Regions from separate parts of the Homo sapiens genome. Here region 2 is linked to region 1. A link is a loop called in an ENCODE intact Hi-C map of the cell type or tissue named here. Cell type or tissue: Calu3. All regions are shown on one strand. Links, peaks and the distances in the headings refer to the core of each region. The heading gives the core; the rest is flanking DNA.

Evidence for each region. Hi-C counts contacts between places; a loop is a spot of excess contacts. Peaks named below come from ENCODE experiments on the same cell type or tissue, not always from the same donor. Only the 100,000 strongest peaks of a DNase experiment are listed, where the experiment ranks them.
Region 2: it touches region 1 in a loop (30-fold over the local background); 17 of 110 quality-filtered maps call a loop at or near these places.

The regions. Positions count from the first base shown.
Region 1 is chrX:95,758,978-95,771,615 of GRCh38, forward strand. No RefSeq gene overlaps it. Among named protein-coding and RNA genes, the nearest start is that of MIR548M, 700 kb to the left of the region's middle. In Calu3, for the core only: no CTCF peak of the experiment used is centred there; no DNase peak of the experiment used is centred there.
Region 2 is chrX:96,176,164-96,188,801 of GRCh38, forward strand. No RefSeq gene overlaps it. Among named protein-coding and RNA genes, the nearest start is that of DIAPH2, 500 kb to the right of the region's middle. In Calu3, for the core only: no CTCF peak of the experiment used is centred there; a DNase peak (open chromatin) is centred at 6,398.

The DNA of each region.
Region 1 (12,638 bases), core at 1,676-9,675:
ACACACGTTTATAGCAGCACAATTCACAATTGCAAAAATATGGAACCAGCCCAAACACCCAACAATCAACAAGTGGAAAATGAAAATGTTATATACACACACACACCATGGAATACTACTCAACCATAAAAAGGAACAAAATAATGGCACAGCAACCTGGATGGAGCTGGAGACCATTATTCTAGATGAATTAAATCAGGAATCGAAAACCAACCATCATATGTTCTCACTTATAAGTGGAGATAAGCTATGAGGACACAAAGGCATAAGAATGATACAACGGACTTTGGGGACATTGAGGGAAGAGAGAGAGGGAAGCAAGGGATATAAGACTACACATTGGGTACAGTGTAGGTTGCTCATGGGATGGGTGTACCAAAATCTCAGAAATCACCACTAAAGAACATATCCATGTAACCAAACACAACCTGTTCCCCAAAAACCTATTGGAATTAAAATAAATAAATAAATAAATAAAAATGTACACTGGAAGAAATAAATAGTTAACCAAATTCTTTCAGCACACACATCTTAGTATAATCTGGGAATAAATCTGACAATTTTTACATCATTTGAGAATGTAGTATAGGGCTCCCATAATGCCTAGTTTCTTGCTATTCCTGTTCTGCATTATACTTTTTCAAGAGTCTGTCCTTCAGTAACAATTTACTGAGAGATACAGAACAGATTGGATTTTAGGTAAAATTATGAAGAAACCCTAATTAATCTTTAATAAAATCTTCTCCCCTCTTCACTTCTGTACAGCTTCACCCAAGGCCTGCATGCACACCTGTATCTTGACTTCTAAAAGAACTCCCATACAATATCTTCCCAGAGGTTTTGCAGGAGAGGACAAATAGTGTGTTTCATATCCTACTAATGATTAAGTCAGTTTTAGTCATTTGAGGTCCATTAAAATAAATGGTATAACCTCACCCCCCATAGGCAAAATTAAAAATTAAAGACTAATATTTAGAAGACAAGAAATAGAAATAATCCAACTGTGTTTAATTATGTGCGGCTTGAATAAATAAATAAAAATAAAAACAAAAAAGAGGAAAATAACTCTTCTTCAATAATTTTCATGAGTAATCCTTTTAAATCAATGTAAATTTTTTTATTTTCTATTTTTTCTTCTTTGAATAAATTACAAATCTGTGCAAAAAAAAAAAAAAAAAAAAAAACACAGTCCCTTCTCAGAGTCAGCATTTATGCATCATGTAGTCAAAGGAGTCATCCCCTAATAGTGAAAGCTATCCCTTCAGTTCTCTCTTTGTTGTGTTATCTAAGGCCTTTTCACAACTTAAATTTAAATGATCTGAAAAATTCAATGTACTAATGTCTATTAAAGAATATTACATTTTACTTTTTATTGGTCATATATTCTACTTCACGATGGAGCAGTGGTGGGGAAGGTGTTTTTTAGTCAGGTACTAGTCCAGGCCAGTCGAGGGAGTTATTTGGAATCAGGAAGACCTTGTAGATTGCCGACCATGCACTGAACCTATATAATGAACCACAGTAGCAGGCAGATATTTTATGGTTCAGCAAATCTCTACCCAAAGCTGACAGGAGCTATGAATCAAAAAGAGGAAATAAGATAAAAAGCAGAAGGAAATTTGGTTTCTACTGGTGCATGATTTTGTTCCTTGAAATATGAGAGGAGTGAATTTGGTAAAATAAATCTGAATTTTGGCCCATCATGTGCCTTTGCCACTAGTCTTTCACTACTGGATGGGCTTGATAATGCTGATAAAAGAGCAAGTTCTTGATTTTTGTTTGACACGCCAGTGGACATCTCTTAGGAGCCCTGCATATTTGAAGAAAGGACGTTCTCTTTGTTTACAATACATTAGAAGGCAGTAACGGTGACTTTTAAGAAGGCTTTGAAGTAGGTTCTTTAAAAAGTAAAAGAAAAACACACAGAAAAATCACAAGAATTTTCAAGACATTTAAGAAAGAAAATATAAATCGTATGGCCTCTCAATCCTGACAGTTTTCTTAAGTAGAATATTATATTTAATTATATATATGTTGACTTAAGGATAAGTATCTATTTAATCTTCTTAATTTCCATCATTTGGTACATTCTGACAGAAGAAAAAATACATTACCTTTGATATATCATACAGTATATTACATCTATGTATGAAGCGTATCAAGTATAATATGCTACAACTGCATTGAGATAATGAATGAAATTTGTTTGTAGTATTTTCTATCAAAGTGGAAAAGAAAAACTAAATATATTGCTTCCTGCAAGAATAAAAATATTTATATATCTAAACATAATAAATTAAACACATTTTATGCATGTAAAAGACAAAAATTTGATTTGAAATATGTTTTGTTGGTTTTAATACTATAGATATATGATTTATAAATACTAATTTTGGAAAGTAAGTTCAATTTACAAAGCAAAATGCAATCTACTCACAGTCATGCACCACTTAACAATGGGGATACGTTCTGAAAAATGTGTCTGCCAATTTGTCTTTGTGCAAACATCATAGAATGCACTTACATAAACCTAGATGGTCTAACCTACTGCACACCTAAACTATATAATATTGCTTCTAGACTACAAACCTATACAGCAGGTTACAGTTTTGAATACTGTAGGCAACTGTAACATAATAGTATTTGTGTATCTAAACATACCTAAATGTAGAAAAAGTACAGTAAAAATACAGTATAAAAGATTACACCTTTATAGTGCACGTACCATGAATGGAGTAACTTTCAAAACTGGAAGTTGCTCTCGGTGAGTCAGTGGGTGAGTGGTGAGTAAATGTGCACACCTAGGATATTATTGTTTACTATTGTACACTTTATTAATACTGTACACTTAGGCTACACTAGATTTACTAAAAAAAATTTTTCTTTCTTCAAAATAAGCAGCTTACTCTAACTTTTGTACTTTATGAACTTTAAATTTTTAACTGTTTGATTCTTTTGTAATCACACGTAGCTTAAAACACAAACATATTGTGAAGCTGTACAAAATATTTTCTTTTTTATATTCTTATCTGATAAGCTTTCTTCTATTTTTAATTTTTAATTGTCTATTTTTTTACTTTTTAAATTTTTTATTAAAAATGAAGACATGAACCCACACATTAGCCTGGCTTACACAGGGTCAGGATCATCAATAACACTGTCTTCTGCCTCCACATCTTGTCCCACTGGAAGGCCTTTGGGGGCAATAATACACATGGAGCTTCCACCTTCTATGATAACAATGTCTTTTTTCTGGAATACCTCCTGAAGGACCTGCCTGGGCTGTTTTACAGTTAACTCTTTTCTAAATAAGGAGTACACTCTAATCATAAAGGTATAGTATAGTATAGTATAGTATTAATAGTAATAAATACATTAACCTGTAATGTAATCGTTTATTATCATTATCAAGTATTGTACACTGTACATAATTGTATGTGCTGTCCTTCTATATGAATAGCAGCACAGTAGGTTTGTTCACACTGACATCACCATAAGTACATGGCAATGTTTTGTACTATGACATTTTGACAGCTACAATGCCACCAGGCAACAGGAATTTTTCAGCTTCATTATAATCTTAAGGAACCACTATCACATATGTGATTTGTCATTGACCCAAACATTATGGGCTGTATGACTGTATTTGCATTTGTTTTAATGACAAGTAAAAACTCTTCAAAAGTAGAATTCTTATTTTAAATATATTTCTATCTTCTTCAGTGCCTAACACAAGCTCTTGCACATGTGATATTTTAGAGTTTTATAGTTGAGCCCTATTTATTTCCTAAAGGATTTGAAGAAACTATCTGTTTTTGATAGAATGATTGTGTCCCTCCAAAATTCATATGTTGAAGCCCTAACTCCCAGTGTGATGGTATTTGGAGATGGGGCCTTCCAGAGGTAATTAGGATGAGATGAGGTCATGACAGTAGAGCCCCCTAGTGCCCTTATAAGAAGAGACACCAGAACTCGCTCTTTCACTCTGTTTCTCTCTCTCTCTCTCTCTCTCTCTGTCTTCTCTCTGTTTCTGCACATGCACAAAGAAAGGGGTCATGTGAGCACACAACCTACAAACCAAGAGGCCTCAGGATGTAATCTGTTTTGTTGGCACCCTGACCTTGGACATTCCAGCCTCCAGAACTACGAGAAATAAATTTCTGTTGTTTAAGCCTCCCAGTCTGTTACGGCAGCCTGAGGTGACTAAAACCTATCAAAATAAAGTGTAATGCAATTCATGATAATTAATATGATAAACAGAATAGGGATCATCAAAGAGATCTGGAGAAACTTAATGTTCTTGGGTACCTGAGATATATTAGTTACTACTGTTTGGGACTGACATTTTCTTCATTTTCTAGCTACTAAGACACAATGGGAAACATGCTGGATTACATAGTATTGATGATTTGAAAAAAAAAAGCAAACATTCTACTCATTTTAAAACTTTGTCTAGAATGATAACACCAAAATATAGAAGCTAGGTGGAAAAGCCTCAGGAGCCAGCCCAAGGGTTATGATTAAATACATCAATCCAATAGAAGGCCTAAGGTGTGGGTGGCATTTGAATAAGAGCCATTAAGTCACCCACAGAAACAAGTTTTCACCCTCTCTCACTTTGAAAAGGTGTCCTATGTCTAGTCGAATAAGCATCAACCTTCACTGTTGGAAAGGTCCAATAGTTCAAAAATAACTTTTACCAATTTTGCTGAAATGCCTAAATGTCCACTTAAGATTGGAGGGAAACTGTCTCCAATAATTTACCATTAAGATGCAGATTAAACTTCTCATTTAATAAATGTCAAAAACTTTTAAAAATGTTTCAGTATGCATGGAAGTTTATTTTATGCAGTGACAACTGATATGAGAAAATATTTGGGAAATTTTTTATAAAAAGAAAATTTAAATGAATGTTGCAATATTCTTTTAGGATTGTGAGCTATGCACTAATTTTGAACACAAAAAAACTTTTTGTCTTGCAGTAAGTAGCCAGTGAACATATTTTTGTTTATTTTAGAATTTTTTTAGAATTATAGAATACAAGTTTTTCATGTTCTGGACATCTATCACCATTTGACTTCGACTAAACTGTAAATGGTATAGGAAATTGGGCTGATTGCTTATTGATATCTGTCATGACATACCCTGAGATTTTCTTTCTTGATTAAACCCTTACTATCACAAAGCTGTCTGCTAACTTGCCTCTTTCTTCTAAAAATTGAGTATGGATACTACAATGGTAGACAGATAACATTGTACATTTATCCAAACCCTTCAAATGTATAATAAATACCAAGAGTGAACCCTAAGGTCAAATATGAACTTTGAGTGATTACAATATGTCAGTGTAGGTTCACCAATTTTAACAAACCACTCTGGTGGGGAATGTTGATGACAGAGGAGGCTATGCACGTGTGGAAGGCAGGGAGTATATGGGAAATCTGTATCTTTCTCTCAACTTTTTTGTGAACCTGAAACTGCTCTACAAAATAAAATGTTCCTAAAAAATGGATAGAGAAAAATGAATTTCAATGTGTGAATGTTTTTGATTAACTATACTCAAATTAATTGGTGTGTTATTGCTTCACGAGAAACAATACATAGGGAAAGAAAAAGGCAGACCCAAAATATTTTTTTAAATTAAAATCAGTGTCCAATTCACAATCATAAACAAATACTGCAATACTCAATTAATTGCCTTCTTTCAAAATTCTTTCCAAAAGTTTCCACAAACTAGTTGTCACTGTATAAAAGAAGTTGCTATATGTACAATGGTAACCATGTTATCCTTCATATTATCTGCATAATGCATGCTTAATTCATTCTTGTGCAAAACATAATTGGAATGTAGCAAAATTTAGCCTCTCCAAAGCATCATTATTATATGAAATGCATACAGTCAAAGCATAGATACTGCCACAGTGGGGGAAAAAAGGAAGAAAATAAAGAGAAAAATAGAATTTGGTTGCTATTATTTGAGGATTGCATGACCACTAAATCCGTCATAAATAGTTTTAAATAAACTGTGTGACTTACAGAATCCTAGCCTTCCTAGTTTGTGTCCCTACTTTATGGCCAAAAGGTGGCACTGTTCCATTTATTATGAGTTTGGCATCTAGTCCATGGTGCTGTAGTCAGTCACTCTGTAATGTTCACTGAAACTAGCAAGGCGTTCATCATTAACCATTCTGCTTCACAGGCCCTGATATCAAAAGGATCATACCAGCAGCTACTCTGACATAACTCATTAAGAAACTGTTGTAAATAAGAATCTTGTAGAAAAGCATAGCGGCAGGTTAAATCAGCTCCCCTACCTTGGAAGGAAACTAAATCCTTGTGGCTGACCTGCTGTTGGGAAGAAATAAATTACTATTTGCATCACAAAGGATGGAGGCATTCCACCAAGCAGGGAGACAGCTACAGTTAAGACTCTGTGGCATTTGATTCACTTTTCTCTCCAAGCCCCATCCAAGCAAGGTGATTTATTCTCATGAGCAATGACTGAAATGTTTACTTATTCACCTGGTCAGGCAGCCAGCCACATGCACATCTTAAACAGCTATGGGAAAATGATTTTAACTGACCTTAGAGGATCCTGATTAAAAGCAAGACAGGTGTCTAACTTTCTGAAACAAATTAGCTAAATGAAAAAAAGAAAAACCTAACTGGAGACTTTACCCAGTGTCTCATCAGCATGCAACAACAGTTCTTTATGGTTTAAATCAAACAAGAAAAAGAAGATCCTAATACAAATGCAGAAGCGATCAGTGAAATGTCCCATCGCCTACTACACAGTCAGCAGCAGGGGATAGAGAAAGGGGTTGTTCAATATCTCTTCTTTTTGGTAGAAACATGATGGCTATGAATGAAGAAGTAAGATGCAGCTCCCTAAGCATTATACTCTACAAAATACTAACAGTATACTAAACATAACAGCATTCCATTTTAACAGCTTGTATTTATGTTAAATTTTTCCCCATCTCATAGATTCATTTTAAGTTTTAAACCTGGCTGTAACAAAGGATGGCAACAGAGTTGTTTACACTGTAAAGATATATTTAATCTTTATTTCTTTGTCAGTAATTACATTCTGAGGTCAAAACACAATGGAATAATTACCTGAGTAACATTAGGCAAAAATGAAAAAAAAAAACAGAATCTGCATTATTTGTATAATAGAATTCTTCAATTTTTCACTTTTTGCTCTGACAGTGGAAATGTGACCTTTTAATGCAATGGTATAGCACAGCTGAAATGGCTCATGTTGTTAGGAATGAAAGAGAGCCCAGTCAAATTCAAATGATGAAATTCTCTAATTACTGAAACATATAGCAGAGCACCTGCCTACTCTCCATCCCTGCCCCAGCACATACAGTACTCTAGTGTATGGCCTTTTGTTGAACACTCAACGCACTTGGTAGCTAGGACGTTGCTTTGGGAACAAAAAGGAGGATGCTTTCTGAAATCACAGGTCAGGAAGCTTGCAATCACATGCATTAGGGAACAGGTAAAAATCTCACTATTATGAAAAGGGGACTTCAGAATTCATTTTTGTTGTAGTGATATTTCATTAAAGATCCACAGAAGCTGGGAAAAAATAAGCTGATGCCCAGTCGGTTTCTGTATTTGAATTAAAACGTGAAAAGCAGCATTTTAGATACTGATGGAAGAAAACAAAGAGGACATAATACATGTGGAGGGGTAGTAGGGGGTGGTAAGAGAAGTTTCATGTAGACACCTACATCCACCCCATCTCAATATCTTACTCCTTTTTTTTTTGTGAACTTGCAGGTATATTGTTTTAATACTGTTGTGTACATATTTTGTTCTGGGAGGTAGTGTGGAACTTTGTTTGTTTGTTTGTTTGTTTTTTTAAACATATTCCTAGTGGTCAAGAAATGTATTCAAGAAATGTATTGGACCTTTTGAGAAGAGAAAGGAGGTGTCAGTAATGGCTACTAGGTACTAATTCAAGAGAAATAAAACAACCAGTTATAGCTTATTTCTCCTCCTTTCCCTTCCTGCTCCTACCAGGAGGCAAACAACGCAAAATAAATAAGTGGGCACTTTTCATACATTGATGGTAGTCATGTAAAGAGAAATGTGCCTGAAATAATAATTCTCACCTAAAAAGTACTGTCTGAAATAACAATAATAAATAACAATACCACATTTCAATCAATTAACTATAGCTTTTATGGCATTGCATATACACGTGTAATTAAGAGCAAGATAAACATGAAAGAGCCCGTCAAGCACTTGTTCTAATTTAATCCCCAACCTCTATATGCTATTCACTACATGCCTTACTAATCCACATTTTGGTATGTATATCTCCTCCCATAAATACATATTTCTCTATATTGCCAGTAAATGGCAATGGTGCTGTATACATAGCAACATTTTAGGAACTTTTTGGTTGCTACTGCTATTAACTCACTTGATTTTTGATATCCAGGATTCCAACTAATTTCTAAAATAAATATGGTGACATAAAAAGTCTTTTACAAAAAAATGAACTTGCCCAAGAAATCATAATCTATTAACTAATTAACTAATAACCCGTTAACTGTTAGTATTAGGTAGAGACGGAAGGATGTGTCCATATCAGAGGTGGTGACCAAAAACACAGTACTAAAAACTGTATGTTTATGATGTTTATGCCAGGTAAAACCAAGATCAATTTCACAACACAGGCAGTTTCTAGAGGATATACAACTAAGTGCACAGCTGTACAATCTGGAAATCTCATGGAAAATTATTCTTGTGAGATTGAGCCATCAAAGGCATGTTATCAAACCTAAGTGGTCGTGATAAGCATACCGCCTTTCAGCCAAATCCAAGTTATATGCAGATCTTTTCATCACAAATTTAAATGGCACACAAATGTGACTGGTGATATAAAATGTGTTGTAACAACTTATTAGTTGAAATTACCATTTAAATCCCTTTAAGACTGAGTTAAATAAAGGAGAAAATCCATACATCCTTTTACTGTGGAAAACATGCTATTACCAAATGTTGGTGGTCTTTGAGAGGGAACGGCAGCAGTGATTACAAAACCATAGAATTTCTGCTGCAGTGTAATGGCTGGAAGATACATTTAACCTAATGCTATTCCAGTCAAGTCAAGGCAACTGTCCCAATAGTTTGCATTTATAAACAGTTAAGATCCATTTTCAGGCAACTTAATGATTTTCATTTCAAATAATTTCTTGAGTACCATAAAAATAAAGGGTTTCATGATGTTGTTTTACCTTTCATTTTACTTTAAGGAAGAACTTTTTTGCCCTTCCTATAATATTTAATTCTTTTTTTTTTCACTCATTAGAACCAGAATTGCAGAATTGCAATCATAGCAGTAGTTAGTAATTGTGGGCAATTTAGACAACACCTACTCTATTTCTACTTCAAGTTAGAAATTATTTGTCCCACTGGTTAGAGTATCGTAATAAGAAGATTTACATCATGGGGCAAATTCTCATATGGGTCAGTCAGTTTCATTTCATATTCTAATTACAGAATGTGCCCCTAATTAGTTGTCTGGCTTGTAACTATGTTCCACAGGTCATAAGACACAAGCAATGAAAATGATTTTGCATACAGCGTCATCCTGCTTCTGACAAAACAACTCAAAGCTGAGTACCTACACACTATAGATTACTGTGATCTCACAATATTAAGAACATAATATTTCTTATTAAAGCACTTGACCACCATAATATACAGGCTTACTTAATTTTATTGCGCTTTGCTTTATTATGCTTCACAGATACTGCTTTTTTAAAAACAGTTGAAAGTTTGTGATAACCCCACATCAAGCAAATCTATATTTCCAACAGCATGTGCTCACTTCATGTCTCTGTGTTACATTTTTGTAATTCTCCCAATATTTCAGGCATTTGCATTACTATTATATCTCTTATGATGACCTATGATCAGTGATATTTGATGTTACTCTTGTAGTTGTTTTGAAATGCCACAAATGGCACCCATTTAAGACAATGAACTTAATAAATGTTGTGTGTATACTGACTGCTCCACTGATTAGCCCTTCCCCCATCTCTCTCCCTCTCCTTGGGCTTTCCTAGTTCTTAAGACTTAACAATATTGAAATTAAACCAACTAATAACCCTACAATGGCCTCCTAGCGTTCACGTGAAAGGAAAAGTAGCATGTCTCTCACTTGAAATCAAAAGCTAGAAATGATTGGGCCAGGCGCGGTGGCTCACGCCTGTAATCCCAGCACTTTTGGAGGCCGAGGTGGATCACGAGGTCAGGAGATCGAGACCATCCTGGCTAACACGGTGAAACCCCGGCTCTACTAAAAATACAAAAAATTAGCCAGGCGTGGTGGCGGGCGCCTGTAGTCCCCGCTACTCAGAAGGCTGAGGCAGGAGAATGGCGTGAACCCGGGAGGCGGAGGTTGCAGTGAGCCTAGATCGCGCCACTGCACTCCAGCATGGGCGACAGAGCAAGACTCCGTCTCAAAACAAACAAACAAAAAGCTAGAAATGATTAAGCTTAGTGAAGAAGGCATGTTGGAAGCTGAGATAGGTGGAAAGTTAGGCATCCTACCCCAAACCCTTAGCTAACTTGTCAATGCAAAGGAAGAGTTCTTGAAGGAAATTAAAGGTACTCCTGTAGTGAACACATGAATGACAAAAAGGTGAAACACTCTGATTGCTATTATGGAGAAAGTTGTATTGGTCTGGCTAGAAGATCAAACCAGCCACAACACTCCCTTAAGCCAAAGCCTAATCCAGAGCAAGGCCCTATCTCTCTTCAATTCTGTGAAGGCCGAGAGAGGTGAAGAAGCTTCACATGAAAAGTTGGAAGCTAAGAGAAATTGGTTCATAAGGTTCAAGGAAAGAACAGACACACATAGGCTCAAAATAAAGGGATGGAGGAAGATCTACCAAGCAAAAGGAAAGCAAAAAAAAAAAAAAAAAAAAAAAAGCAGGGGTTGCAATCCTAGTCGCTGATAAAACAGACTTTCAACCAACAAAGATCAAGAGACAAAGAAGGCCATTACATAATGGTAAAGGGATCAATTCAACAAGAAGAGCTAACGATCCTAAATATATATGCACCCAATACAGGAGCACCCAGATTCATAAAGCAAGTCCTTAGAGACCTACAAAGAGACTTAGACTCCCACACAATAATAATGGGAGACTTTAACAACCCACTGTCAATATTAGACAGATCAACAATACAGAAGGTTAACAAGGATATCCAGGACCTGAACTCAGCTCTGCAACAAGCAGACCTAATAGACATCTACAGAGCTCTCCACCCCAAATCAACAGAATATACATTCTTCTCAGCACCACATCACACTTATTCTAAAATTGACCACATAATTGGAAGTAAAGCACTCCTCAGCCAATGTAAAAGAACAGATATATAGATCAATGGAACAGTGCAGAGGCCTCAGAAATAATGACACACATCTACAACCATCTGATCTTTGACAAACCTGACTAAAACAAGAAATGGGTAAAGGATTCCCCATTTAATAAATGGTGCTGGGAAAAATAGCTAGCCATATGTAGAAAGCTGAAACTGGATCCCTTCCTTACACCTCATACAAAAATTAACTCGAGATGGATTAAAGACTTAAATGTTAGACCTAAAACCATAAAAACCCTAGAAGAAAACCATTCAGGACATAGGCATGGGCGAGGACCTCATGACTAAAAAAACCAAAAGCAATGGCAACAAAATCCAAAATAGACAAATGGGATGTAATTAAACTAAAGAGCTTCTGCAGAGCAAAAGAAACTCCCATCAGAGTGAACAGGCAACCTACAGAATGGGAGAAAATTTTTGCAATCTACTCATCTGACAAAGAGCTAATATCCAGAATCTACAATGAACTCAAACAAATTTACAAGAAAAAAAACAAACAACTCCATCAAAAAGTGGGCAAAGTATATGAACAGACACTTCTCAAAAGAAGACATTTATGCAGCCAAAAGACACATGAAAAAAATGCTCATTATCACTGGCCATCAGAGAAATGCAAACCAAAACCACAATGAGATACCATCTCACGCCAGTTAGAATGGTGATCATTAAAAAGTCAGGAAACAACAGATGCTGGAGAGGATGTGGAGAAATAGGAATGCTTTTACACTGTTGGTGGGAGTGTAAATTAGTCCAACCATTGTGGAAGACAGTGTGTCGATTCCTCAAGGATCTAGAACTAGAATTACCATTTGACCCAGCCATCCCCTTACTGGGTATATATCCAAAGGATTATAAATCATGCTACTATAAAGACACATGCACACATGTGTTTATTGTGGCACTATTCACAATAGCAAAGACTTGGAACCAACTCAAATGTCCATCAGCAATAGACTGGATTAAGAAAATGTGGCACATATACACCATGGAATACTATGCGGCCATGAAAAAGGATGAGTTCATGTCCTTTGCAGGGACGTGGATGAAGCTGGAAACCATCATTCTCAGCAAACTATCACAAGGACAGAAAACCAAATACCGCATGTTCTCACTCATAGGTGGGAATTGAACAATGAGATCACTTGGACACAGGCTGGGGAACATCGCACACCGGGGCCTGTTGGCGGGTGGGGGGTTGGGGAGGGATAGCATTAGGAGAAATA
Region 2 (12,638 bases), core at 1,847-9,846, 420 kb after region 1:
TCATTGAAACTATAAATTAATTGTCTCCCAAAGTTAGCTTGACCTAGATTGAGCAGTAATTAAGGACAGCTTGAAGGCCAAAGGCAAGAAGGAGTTGGCAAGATCAGGTCTCCTTCACCGCCATAATTTTCTCACTGATATAATTTTTACAAAGGTGGTTTCAGTAATACTATGACTGCAGCTTTCTGGAGGATATTTTGGCAATGAAAACCAAAATTCTTGAAATTCTCCATTCCCTTTTATTCTACCATTCCTCTTTTATGAGTTTCAAGGACATAACCTTATTTATTTGTAAATATATTTATTTACATATAGTTCTTCCCAACATTACTTGAAATTATGAAAAATTATAACCATATTTTATTGGCTAAATAAATTATTGATTTATTTGATAAATACTATGCAGACATTAAAAATTATAAAAGGTGTTCATTCAACTAAGTGTACAAGTATAAAAAATAATTCCATTTTTATTCATGTGCACATTGCACTTTTTTCTTGTCTATTAAATAACGACATTGCACATAAATTTACATTTTCCCAATGCCTGAGTCAGTTTATGTTAATCAATCCACTACTCATTATCATTAGTGATCATATATTAATTACTGTATTATTAATTCTTAATTTGTTAATTACCATACGTGTCTGTAATAAATGACATCTAGGTGACCTTAAAGGTTACTAACGCGCGTAAGTTTATATGACCTCTCAATGAGTGCCATCAGAGTGTTCTATCCCAACTTTCAAAGAATCCGAAACGAGGGCAACAGAGGCTTAGTCTGGAAGCTAGTATCCCAAGCCCAGAGGTGGGCATTACTTACCCAAGGGACACAGTGGCTGGAGCCTATGGTGAAAATTTTTAAAATATCTTGGAAACAAGCTAAATCAATATGTCATGCAAAACCTCCAAATCCAAACAGAGAGAAATTCTGGGCGTAAAATCAAAACGAAGGAAACTGTGGGGTAAACATTCAATGTAAATGAAAACCAAGGCTACAGTGATTTCCTAAGCCAACCATTTGCAGCTGCAGTGGGGACTTTTTATGGTTTCTGTGGCTAAAGATAGGATATAAATTATGACCTAAAGTGTTCAGCTCAGAGACAAACATATACTGCTCTGCTTTGTAAATTCTTAGATTTTGCCACTTTTTTTCTCTCTTCTATTCCACTGTAACCTGTCACCTCTGCTGTCAGTGTGTCTTTCTTTTTTTTCTGAACACCCTTTCTAAATCGTGTATTATCTACCATGAACTAGAATGGCATGTAGCCAAGTATGCTTGAATGCTTTTTGTATAAAAACAAAGTGATGATAAAAATGACAGAGTTAGAAAATCACCACTTTGTAACCATCATATTAATAATTTATTTTAAGAATCATCAATGGGCACTAAAATTATTGGGTGATATATGAGGAACAATATACTATATTTACTGCATTTCTCCACAAATTATGTATTGACTACAGAGAGAAATGGTAACTTTACAGTGGAGAAAATTTGCAGACATTATCTTAAAAACTGATCAAAATTAATATCACTGATAATCAGACACATTAAAGTACTCATCTCCTCTTCAATATTCCTGCAAAAAACACACAACCTAAATATAATCATGAGGAAACCTCAGACAAATACAAATTGATGGACATTCTACAAAATACATGGACTACAATTCTCAATAATATCAATATCATAAAAGAAAAAGATTGGCTGAAATAACATTCTAATTAAAGGAGACTAAAGTCACATGCCAACTGAATGCTATGTGTGATCCTGCATCGCTAGAAAAAATATTACTGGGACATTATTGGGATAATCGGAAAAAAGTGAATATATACTATATGCTAGATAATAGGATTGTGCCTATTATTTGAGAATAATAATGATAAAGGACATGTGGCAAAATGTTAACTTGTGAATATGCATAAAGGATAATGGAAGTTCTCTATATTACTACTACAATGTTTCTGTAAGTTTGAAGTTATTTAAATTAAAGTTAAAAATAATGGTTAAAGTTAACTTATAAATAGGAGCTAAACATTGAGCACACATAGACATAAACATGGGAATAGATACTGAGGACTACTAGAGCAGGGAGGGAAGGAGAGAGGCATGGGTTGAAACGCTACCTATTGGGTACTATACTCACTACCTGACTGACAGGATTTGTACTCCAAACTCCAGCATGATGCAATATACCCATGTAACAAACCTGCATATGTATCCCCTGTATCTAAAATAAAAGTTGAACTTAAAAAAAATGGCGATGATAGAGTACCTACTTTTATTTTCCTCTAAATAAAGTACATGGGCGGCTGGGCGTGGTGGCTCATGCCTGTAATCCCAGCACTTTGGGAAGCCGAGACAGGCGGATCACGAGGTCAGGAGTTCGAGACCAGCCTGGCCAATACGGTGAAACCCTGTCTCTACTAAAAAATACAAAAATTAGCCAGGCATGGTGGCACATGCCTGTAGTCCCAGCTACTCGGGAGGCTGAGGCAGAAGAATTGCTTGAACCCGAGAGGCAGAAGTTGCAGTGAGCCGAGATTGCACCACTGCACTCCAGCTTGGGTGACAGAGTGAGACTCCATCTCAAAAAAAAAAAAAGTACATGGGCATTACTGATACATATTTTGGCTTCCCAGATACCTTCTTGGCTAAACACCCTTTTGCTGATTAAGACAAATATAGAGAAATTAAGTGTTAATAATTTACAAATTCTTTACTATTGTGCACTGGCTTGAATGCATTTATTTTACTAATATTAAATTACCTTTTATTTGTAATATTTATGGGGTACAAGTATAACTTTGTTACATGCATAGATTGTGTAGTGATGAAGTCATGCCTTTTAGGGCATCCGTCATGCAATTAATCTACATTGTACTGTTGAGGGGCCATAGGCTCTTGACCCCTCAAAAGTTTGCTGAAATATTACTGACATAAGGCAGATTGATTAATAGGAGAAAAGACATACAAATTAATTTGACGTGTATATATAGGAGCCTTCATAATGAAGACCCATCCAACAGTAAGATACAGAAGCTCATATACTATTCTGAGGCCATAGTAAAGAATGCAGACTCAGAGCATGCTCAAAAATTGGTTATGTTGATAAGTCAGGTTTAGTAGCAACACCACTTGTGAGAGAGAGGAAAGAAGGAGCTTGACTACCAAAAGTTGGCCTTGTTATGTAGATGAAGTCTCCCTCAGAGAGAATAGATGGTAAATGTTTATTTCCAGGCTTTTAAAGGTGACAGATTCTCAATTTCTCCTGGATCCCAGAAAAGTATAGAAAGTAGGGGTGAGCGCTGCTGCATTATTGAAGGTTCTCTAGTGATGCAATTCTTTCTCCACAAAAGACAACTTAGCAAGTGCACTTCTTTTGCTGGCTCTGTGGCAGCCATTTCAAAATATGCCAAAAATATATATTTGGGGGTAAAATATTCTATTTTCCTTTGGTACTCATTGAGTAATTTCTCATCATCCACCACACTCCCACCTCCTCAACCTTCCAAGGTTCTACTGTCTATCATTCTATTCTCTGTGTTCAGGTGTACACATTATTTAGCTCCTATTTACAAGTGAGAACATGTTGTTATTTGTCTTTCTGTGTCTGACTTGTTTCACTTAAGATAATGGCTTCCGGTTCCATCTATGTTGCTGCAAAGGACAAGTTTTTTTATATATCTTCCTAGGCATAATTCTATATCTTTGCACCATTCGTGATTATGTCCCAGTAATGTACTAAACATTACCTGAAAGAAGGAGAAAATCTGTAGACTATATAGAAACTCAGCAAAATATCTTAACTTTGGACTTCACGTACATAAGTTTATCTATTTTGTACTGAATTATAGGATTCAGTCACAATAAAATAATTGATACTGTTATACGTATGTGGCCATAGTAGTTGCATTGTCTAGTGGTAGGAAGGTAGCAAGATTACAAAATTCAGTATTATAATAAAGAATAACCATGAAAATTATTTATCTAAAATTAAAAGGAAGAAATTATCAGCACTTTTACTGACAACTTAGAGCTACCAACAGTTCTAGAAATAGCCGATTCTATTCAAGCTAAATAAGAAGTGGCTACAGTGCTCTCCATCTCCACTATTGAACAACATCTTTCCAGTGAGGAGAGACAACTACCAATCCATTTTTGTTATGATTCAGACAGAAAATATGAAACATACCTAGACTAGAGAAAATGTGGCTCATATGGATCTGCTATTACTAGACAGAATCATCCAGTTTGAATAAAAGCCTAACTAAAATTCTGGAGATTTAAATTATCCGCTTGATTTTATGTGATAGGAAAGATCTACCATCTAAATGGAAACAATTTTATTACTTTATTTCTGACACTTCCTGTTTTGTTCACACCAATTAATATCTATATGTAAATATCTATTTTAATTGTGCAGTGAACATTACAATTTCACTTTTGCTGACCAGCCCACAAACTTAACCATTATCTCTTTCAAATATAATTTTCACAGAACTTAGTCATCTGTATTCATAATAATAATGATCATGAAAATATATAGTCATCTATATTCATAATAATAATGATCATGTAATATATTCATTATAATAATGATCATGTTAATTGAGCACTTACTACTACTACTAATAATAAACATTTATATAACACTTATGTGCTTGGAATAGTTAAAAGTATTTTACATGTAATTAATTTAATCCTTCTAATGACCCTCTGAGATAAACGATATTATTAGCTCTATTTTTAAAAATACTTGCCCAAATTAATATACCTAGTAAGTGGTAGATCTGAAATTTGAAACCAAGCAGCCTGGTTCTAGAGTTCATTCTTTTAACCACACAAAAATGTCCTCAATTGGTATGTTTATACACTATGCTAAGCACTCTACACACTTCTCTATTCAGTTGTTTATATGGATTAAGATTATTTTGGCTGCAAGTAGTAAAGAATATTATTTAAATTCACTTAACCAATAAGGACACAAGTGAATTCATATAACAGTTCAGAAATAAGACAAGTTTAGAGTAGTTGATTCAGACTTTTACTGACTTGAATGAATTGATGTGTGTCTGATAGAGGCAGGAAGCAGACAAATGCCTATCTAGGGAAGGGTCCCCAGTGAAATCTCACCTTCAAGCCTAAAACAGCCTGAAGGCTGAAAGACCGGACTGCTGGTACGGATGAAACACAAGACCCAGAAAGTGAACTTCTGCCCCTGTTTGCCCTCCCTTTCCTGATTGATTCTTTCTGAATAATGCTTTTAACCAATTGAATGTTGCCCTTTCTGATAGTACCTATAGCTTGCCTGGGCATGCCCGTGTGCCCACTGCAGGAATGGGGTTCAGCCAGCAAGAATTCATGCCTTATGCAGGGGAGGGGCCTGGCCTCTTCAGCTCATGTGGAGTGGCCCTGGTATTCAATTTTTGAGGGGAAAAGCTGCTTACAGGACCCCTCTCCTTGCTGAGAGCTTTCCTTTTGCTTAGTGAATTCCATCCTCCTAACCCTTCAATGTGTCCGTGTGCCTAATTCTCCCTGGCTGTGAGACAAGAACCCAGATTAGCTCAGCTAAAGAGCAAAAAATTCCTGCATATGTCCCCGCAAAATTCCTATGTTGAAAACCTAACCCCCAAAGTGATGGGATTAGGAGGTGGAGCCTTTAAGATGTGATTAGGTCATGAGGGTGGAGATCTCATGAATGGAGATTAGTGCTCTTATGAAAGAGACCCCAGAGAGCTAGCTCGCCCTTTCCACCATGTGAAGACACAGGAGAAGATGCCGTCTATGAACCAGAAAGCAGACCCTCACCAGATACCAAATCACCTGGCATCTTGATCTTGGAGCATCCCAGCCTCTAAAACTCTGAAAAACAAATTTCTATTGTTTATAAACTGTCCAGTTTATGATATTTTTCTGGAGCAACCCAAATAGACTCAGACACTGACATCGACTAGAAACCAGATCTTTCCATTGTTCTATTATTGCCCAATATGTCAGCATCAACCTATAGCTAGTTCTTTTGGGTTATATGAAGGCTTCTAATGGCAACTTAGATTTCATGCTTCTACATTCATGTCTGTGTCACTTTGGATCCTCTGAAAAGCAGAAAGCAAGATCTAATTTTACATGCCAGAGATGCATTTGGAGGAATGTCTGTGAAGGAAAAAGCCGAAACAGGAAGACACAGCAGGAAGATCCTTCCCCATGATGCAAGTCTGACACCTATTTCTGTCTTGGTCTGTTGTATGCTGTTATAACAAAATATTGCAGACTAGGTAATTTATAAAGAACAGAAATTTATTTTTTGAAGACTGGGAAGTCAGAGATCAAGGCACCAACAGGATTGGCTGCCTGGTGAGGGCCGCATCTTCCAGAAGGAAGGAATGCAGTGTCCCCATGTGGCAGAAGGCAGAAGCACAAGCCTGTCTTTCTGTGGTACATATTAAGCTCCACCCATTTCTGTCATGATAGGAGCTATGCACAAACCACTACAATTATATAGGATACTATAATGCCTAAGACAGTGCCTCATAATAAATCTGGCAATTTTCAAATGAATATCACTGAGGTGTTCTTTTCATGAAAATCAACTTGACCACACAGTTTGTTGGGTTTGTAATCTTTACTAGTGCTTACATGAGGTATTCTAGATCAAAGACAAATTTCTAATTAATCACCTTTCTTTAAATAATAAGCACATTCCTCCTTGTGGTTATCCCCAACCTCATCCTTGAGGTAATACAATGAGAGCTATGCCAAATTCCCTGCTCAAGTAATGGGCATTTCATGAATGAATGTTGTAGAACAATGAATTTTCTCCCATTATGTACAGAAGAAAGATGCCAATGGCAGGGGAAAAAACTTTTGCTTCTTTGAGATGGAATGGAAATGATCCTAGATTATCATCCTAACCTTTTGAAATGTAAGTATGTCTCTCTAAGAGTTAGATTAACTCAGATGTCTCCAGCTTCTAAGCTCTAAAGATGTCTCCAAGGTCTGGTAAGTGCCTAGGGAGATAAAGCTCCAGGCTTCCTGGCACCTTGGATCTTAACCTATGGACTTAGTTTGAGTGGTAACTATTTGTCCCTCTTGGGTCACAGCAATTAACTAGAAAAGTGGTGACAGATTGAATTTTCATTGTATGTAAATAGTAAAATGTTCCTAGCGGAAATGAAAGCAAATATCCCCTATATTTAGATTGTATACATGTCTTTATCCTAGAAGGCTAGAGATTTTTGCAGGAAAAATCTACAGAAGTTTTATTTCCCCACAAGTCGTTCATTTAAAATACAAATTAACCCGCCTACCCATTCTGTTCCTAAAGGGCATGACTCTCCGGAATGCATTATTGTACAGTAGTTCTATTTGTGTTAATAGCAAAATGAGGTGACTTACAAAATTTGCATCAATAATTCAAGGAATAATTTGTAGTGTTTCTCTTTCTACAGACAGAAATGAGGTGATATACACACAAACATATAAATGTACAAGCCACATCAGTTTCATTAATTTAGTCCCTTGTTATTCACTGGAGAAGGAGTGCTTAAATCCTATAGGCCACTGCTATTACTGGAGCCATTACAACAACTGTCTTGTTCATTTTCAGTGCCTGGAAAGATAGACTTTTATTCCAATGATTTTTTGTCAGAGAGAGTGATGGGTTAGCAAAATAAGAGTCATGTTGCTTGAATTAACTACATAAGTGGCCAGGGACTTCGGAGTACCTTCAAGCCTTTTATAATAATAACACACTTTCATCCTAGTTGCTCGTGAATGAATGCACTCCATTATTTCATTTAACTCACTACATATCAATAAAGTACAGTAATCAAAACAATAGTTACCACAGCATGCAGCTCTTTGTGGACAGCAGATGGCACTATAAGAAACCCAAAAGTAGCATGCCCAAGAACTAGGAATGCTCCCTCTCAGACTATTTCCCCAAGCTCCTCAAAATGTTTAAGAGGTGATGTTGATCTAGTCTTTTCACATTCACTTCAACAGACTACGATTCTATTTCCATACCTTTGTTTCACCTGGACACAGGGAATCTGCATCCACCTTCCTCATTCATTTTTATTCCTTTGATTCCGATTGTCCATAAAATCTTTTCAATTGAATTATTTTCTATGACTGAAAATTAGACTCATCAGAATGTTTCCAGAACATCCCCAAATTCCTCATCACTGTCAGCATTATTACTGATACTGCCTAGTGGTCTGGGAATCATTTTTGAAACCCCTATATTACCTCTATGAATTTCCTAGACCTACCACTGGTTTTACATTTTCACAGACAAGGCTCTAATCTAAACCCTAATCCATCCACCCTAAGGCAAATGCAATATCCTCCTTTATTCTAGTTTCTCCTCATCAGCCTGCTCTACCCATATTTCTCTAGTCCTTTTGTTAGTGTCTTGAATTTTCTCTTATATCCTCCAAATATAAGACAGTATTGCCCAAATAGCAGGAAGTATATATTATCATTAAATAGACATCTTTCATTCTTCTTCCTTTCAGAGGTCCTGATGCTGGACAAACATAGAAGTATTTGTACAACTCAAGAAAAATTTCACAGCTGAATGTGTTCCTGTGATTGCCTTTCTGAGAATCATTCTATTATTTTCCAAAATGTGTGAATTCTCTTGTTCCACGATCCCAGGCAACCAAAGATAACATGAGGAAATCAGCATAATAAGAGTTCTATCCAAACATATCTATCAGTGGAGAAATGGGAAAGGTGTAGAACCCAATGCTTTTACTAATCTGCATCATGTTTCACAGTAACAAAGAAGCAATGAGACTGGCTGTTGAATCACTGCATGGTAGATATGCAAATTTAATTTTAAAACCTCATACTCATTCAAGAGACCTTGTTAATGGAATGTTGAAAATTAGCCTCCCATCGAATACAACATAAAATGACTGCTATGGATTTTACCAAAATTAAAATCAGAGCATTTCACAGCCAAGATTGAAACCTGCCATGTGTGCTTTAATAAGAACAAGGCAAATTAAAATATTAATTCAAGTGGATGCTCATTGTATTCAGGCATCATGAGACTGCTGATGGTTTTGCTTACAACTTAACAATACATTTCTTCATGTGACTTAAAAATAATTGAGACCTTTCCTTGTGTACTGCCCAGTAGCTTTTTCCAAGTTGCTATGAATTCTTAAAGGCTTCTTGTTCCTTAAAGGAAGAATCTATTTCTAAAATTTCAGCATACTATTTTTTTCTAACACTGAAAGTCAGTCTTCACAAAGCACAGAACTATTAAAGACATTTTATAAAGAGGCTAATGAAAAGAGAAGTTTTCTTTATTTCCAAAGGTAATTGGTAGACCATGATCTGTTGTGCTAATAACATACACTGAGCATTAATGAAGGCACATATTAGGGCTTTCATTTTTGTGACATGTTAAAGGATTGGTAAGACTTTGTTAATTTTAGCTTTGAGATAAAAGACTGGCATTGATTTGGCAGGCATTAATTTGTTGCTTCATAGAGATTCCAAAGTTGATGTACTGATGTCAGGAGCTCTTTTTAAGATTTGCAAAGTATTATTAAAGCACTTGATCTATTCTCATCACAGAAAGGGCTTCATGTAACTTACTCGTTCCTCTGGGCAATAGACATAGCTCAAATTATAAATGAAAACTTATAGTTTTGAGTCTGACTTATTTTCTGTCATGACCAGTATTTTCCAGTTATCATGCAAAAATGTCTACAGGATCAATGATCCCCTTGAAAAAAAATGTTACCTCATCAGATGTCATGGATAGTGATAGAATGAGATTCTGTGAATTCCAGCCCCTAAATGTGTGATAGCAGTTTCAAAACAAACTTCCTATGGAATGCTCTGCCATAATGGGTTAGAAAACATGAGCCTATATCTTCTAACAAGAAAGTATATTCATTCTTTGACATCTGAACTATATCATAACATACTCAAAGCATGCACATTACCCAATCAACTTTGTATTTTATTTTTTAAGTATCTACCACATGCCCAGCATACTTTCTTTTGACTTTTAGGTAACAAATTACCTCCTTTAGACAGGATGTTCTTCTTACTCTTTTGTACACTCTCAAAGCAAACTGCGGTATAACAAATATTAACAAATGATGGGCATATGCATCACTGAAGATGACCAGAGAAATGTTAACATCCTGACAATGTCACATTTACTTGGCCATAAAATAATAACTAAAGTTAGGCAGTGTGATAGACTCATAGAGTCATGACACTGAAAAGAATAAATGCTCATCAAGTCTTTTTCACAGACCATAAGCTGAAACAAATGTAAAATTCCTAATGTATCGATGCTGACTCCTTCCTTTCCCCCTTAACAACCCTTCTCCTCCTGCCTCCTAATTATGAACAGCAAGAGATATCTCTTTAGTCTTCCACTTTCTTTACACATCTACACCTTTTACAATTCACCTATTTTCATGGCTTTAACTGTTACCACTTTTGGGAAGACTCAAAGCTTTAATCTCTCCATTAGTCAGGTCTAGTTTGTAATTTCCAGATGTCCTTTCTACCCAGATTATCTTTAACTACCTCGAACACGCTTTGTGTTAAAAATGGAATGTGTTTTTCCTTCCAAAACCAAATGCCCCTTATAACGTGCCCATTTCATTCATCTGTGCCCCAAGACTTGGAAACTATTTGAGGCTCATAACTAATCAATGACCAACTACCATCAATTCTTTTGGTTTGGTTTTGACACTCATTACTTCCTCCCCATTTCACTACCACTATCCTTTTTCAAATTCTTATCAATTCAAGCATGATTTATTACAGTAGCCTCTTAACTAATCTCCCAACCTCCAGTCTGTGTTCTCTAAAAACCATAATGTACTCTCTTACATTAAAGTTAAAAACTTTAACACCCCACTGTCAACATTAGACAGATCAACGAGACAGAAAGTTCACAAGGATACCCAGGAATTGAACTCAGCTCTGCACCAAGCGGACCTAATAGACATCTACAGAACTCTACACCCCAAATCAACAGAATATACATTGTTTTCAGCACCACACCACACCTATTCCAAAATTGACCACATACTTGGAAGTAAAGCTCTCCTCAGCAAATGTAAAAGAACAGAAATTATAACAAACTGTCTCTCAGACCACAGTGCAATCAAACTAGAACTCAGGATTAAGAATCTCACTCAAAACCGCTCAACTACATGGAAACTCAACAACCTGCTCCTGAATGACTACTGGGTACATAAGGAAATGAAGGCAGAAATAAAGATGTTCTTTGAAACCAATGAGAACAAAGACACAACATACCAGAATCTCTGGGACACATTCAAAGCAGTGTGTAGAGGGAAATTTATAGCACTAAATGCCCACAACAGAAAGCAGGAAAGATCCAAAATTGACACCCTAACATCACAATTAAAAGAACTAGAAAAGCAAGAGCAAACACATTCAAAAGCTAGCAGAAGGCAAGAAATAACTAAAATCAGAGCAGAACTGAAGGAAATAGAGACACAAAAAAACATTCAAAAAATTAATGAATCCAGGAGCTGGTTTTTTGAAAGGATCAACAAAATTGATAGACCACTAGCAAGACTAATAAAGAAGAAAAGAGAGAAGAATCAAATAGATGCAATAAAAAATGATAAAGGGGATATCACCACCGATCCCACAGAAATACAAACTACCATCAGAGAATACTACAAACACCTCTACGCAAATAAACTAGAAAATCTAGAAGAAATGGATAAATTCCTCGACACATACACCCTCCCAAGACTAAACCAGGAAGAAGTTGAATCTCTGAATAGACCAATAACAGGATCTGAAATTGTGGCAATAATCAATAGCTTACCAACCAAAAAGAGTCCAGGACCAGATGGATTCACAGCAGAATTCTACCAGAGGTACAAGGAGGAACTGGTACCGTTCCTTCTGAAACTATTCCAATCAATAGAAAAAGAGGGAATCCTCCCTAACTCATTTTATGAGGCAAGCATCATCCTGATACCAAAGCCTGGCAGAGACACAACCAAAAAAGAGAATTTTAGACCAATATCCTTGATGAACATTGATGCAAAAATCCTCAATAAAATACTGGCAAACCGAATCCAGCAGCACATCAAAAAGCTTATCCACCATGATCAAATGGGCTTCATCCCCGGGATACAAGGCTGGTTCGATATATGCAAATCAATAAATGTAATCCAGTATATAAACAGAACCGAAGACAAAAACCACATGATTATCTCAATAGATGCAGAAAAGGCCTTTGACAAAATTCAACAACTCTTCATGCTAAAAACTCTCAATAAATTAGGTATTGATGGGCTGTATCTCAAAATAATAAGAGCTATCTATGACAAACCCACAGCCAATATCATTCTGGGCAAAAACTGGAAGCATTCTCTTTGAAAACTGGCACAAGACAGGGATGTCCTGTCTCCCCACTCCTATTCAACAGTGTTGGAAGCTCTGGCCAGGGCACTTAGGCAGGAGAAGGAAATAAAGGGTATTCAATTAGGAAAAGAGGAAGTCAAATTGTCCCTGTTTGCAGATGACATGATTGTATATCTAGAAAACCCCATTGTCTCAGCCCAAAATCTCCTTAAGCTGATAAGCAACTTCAGCAAA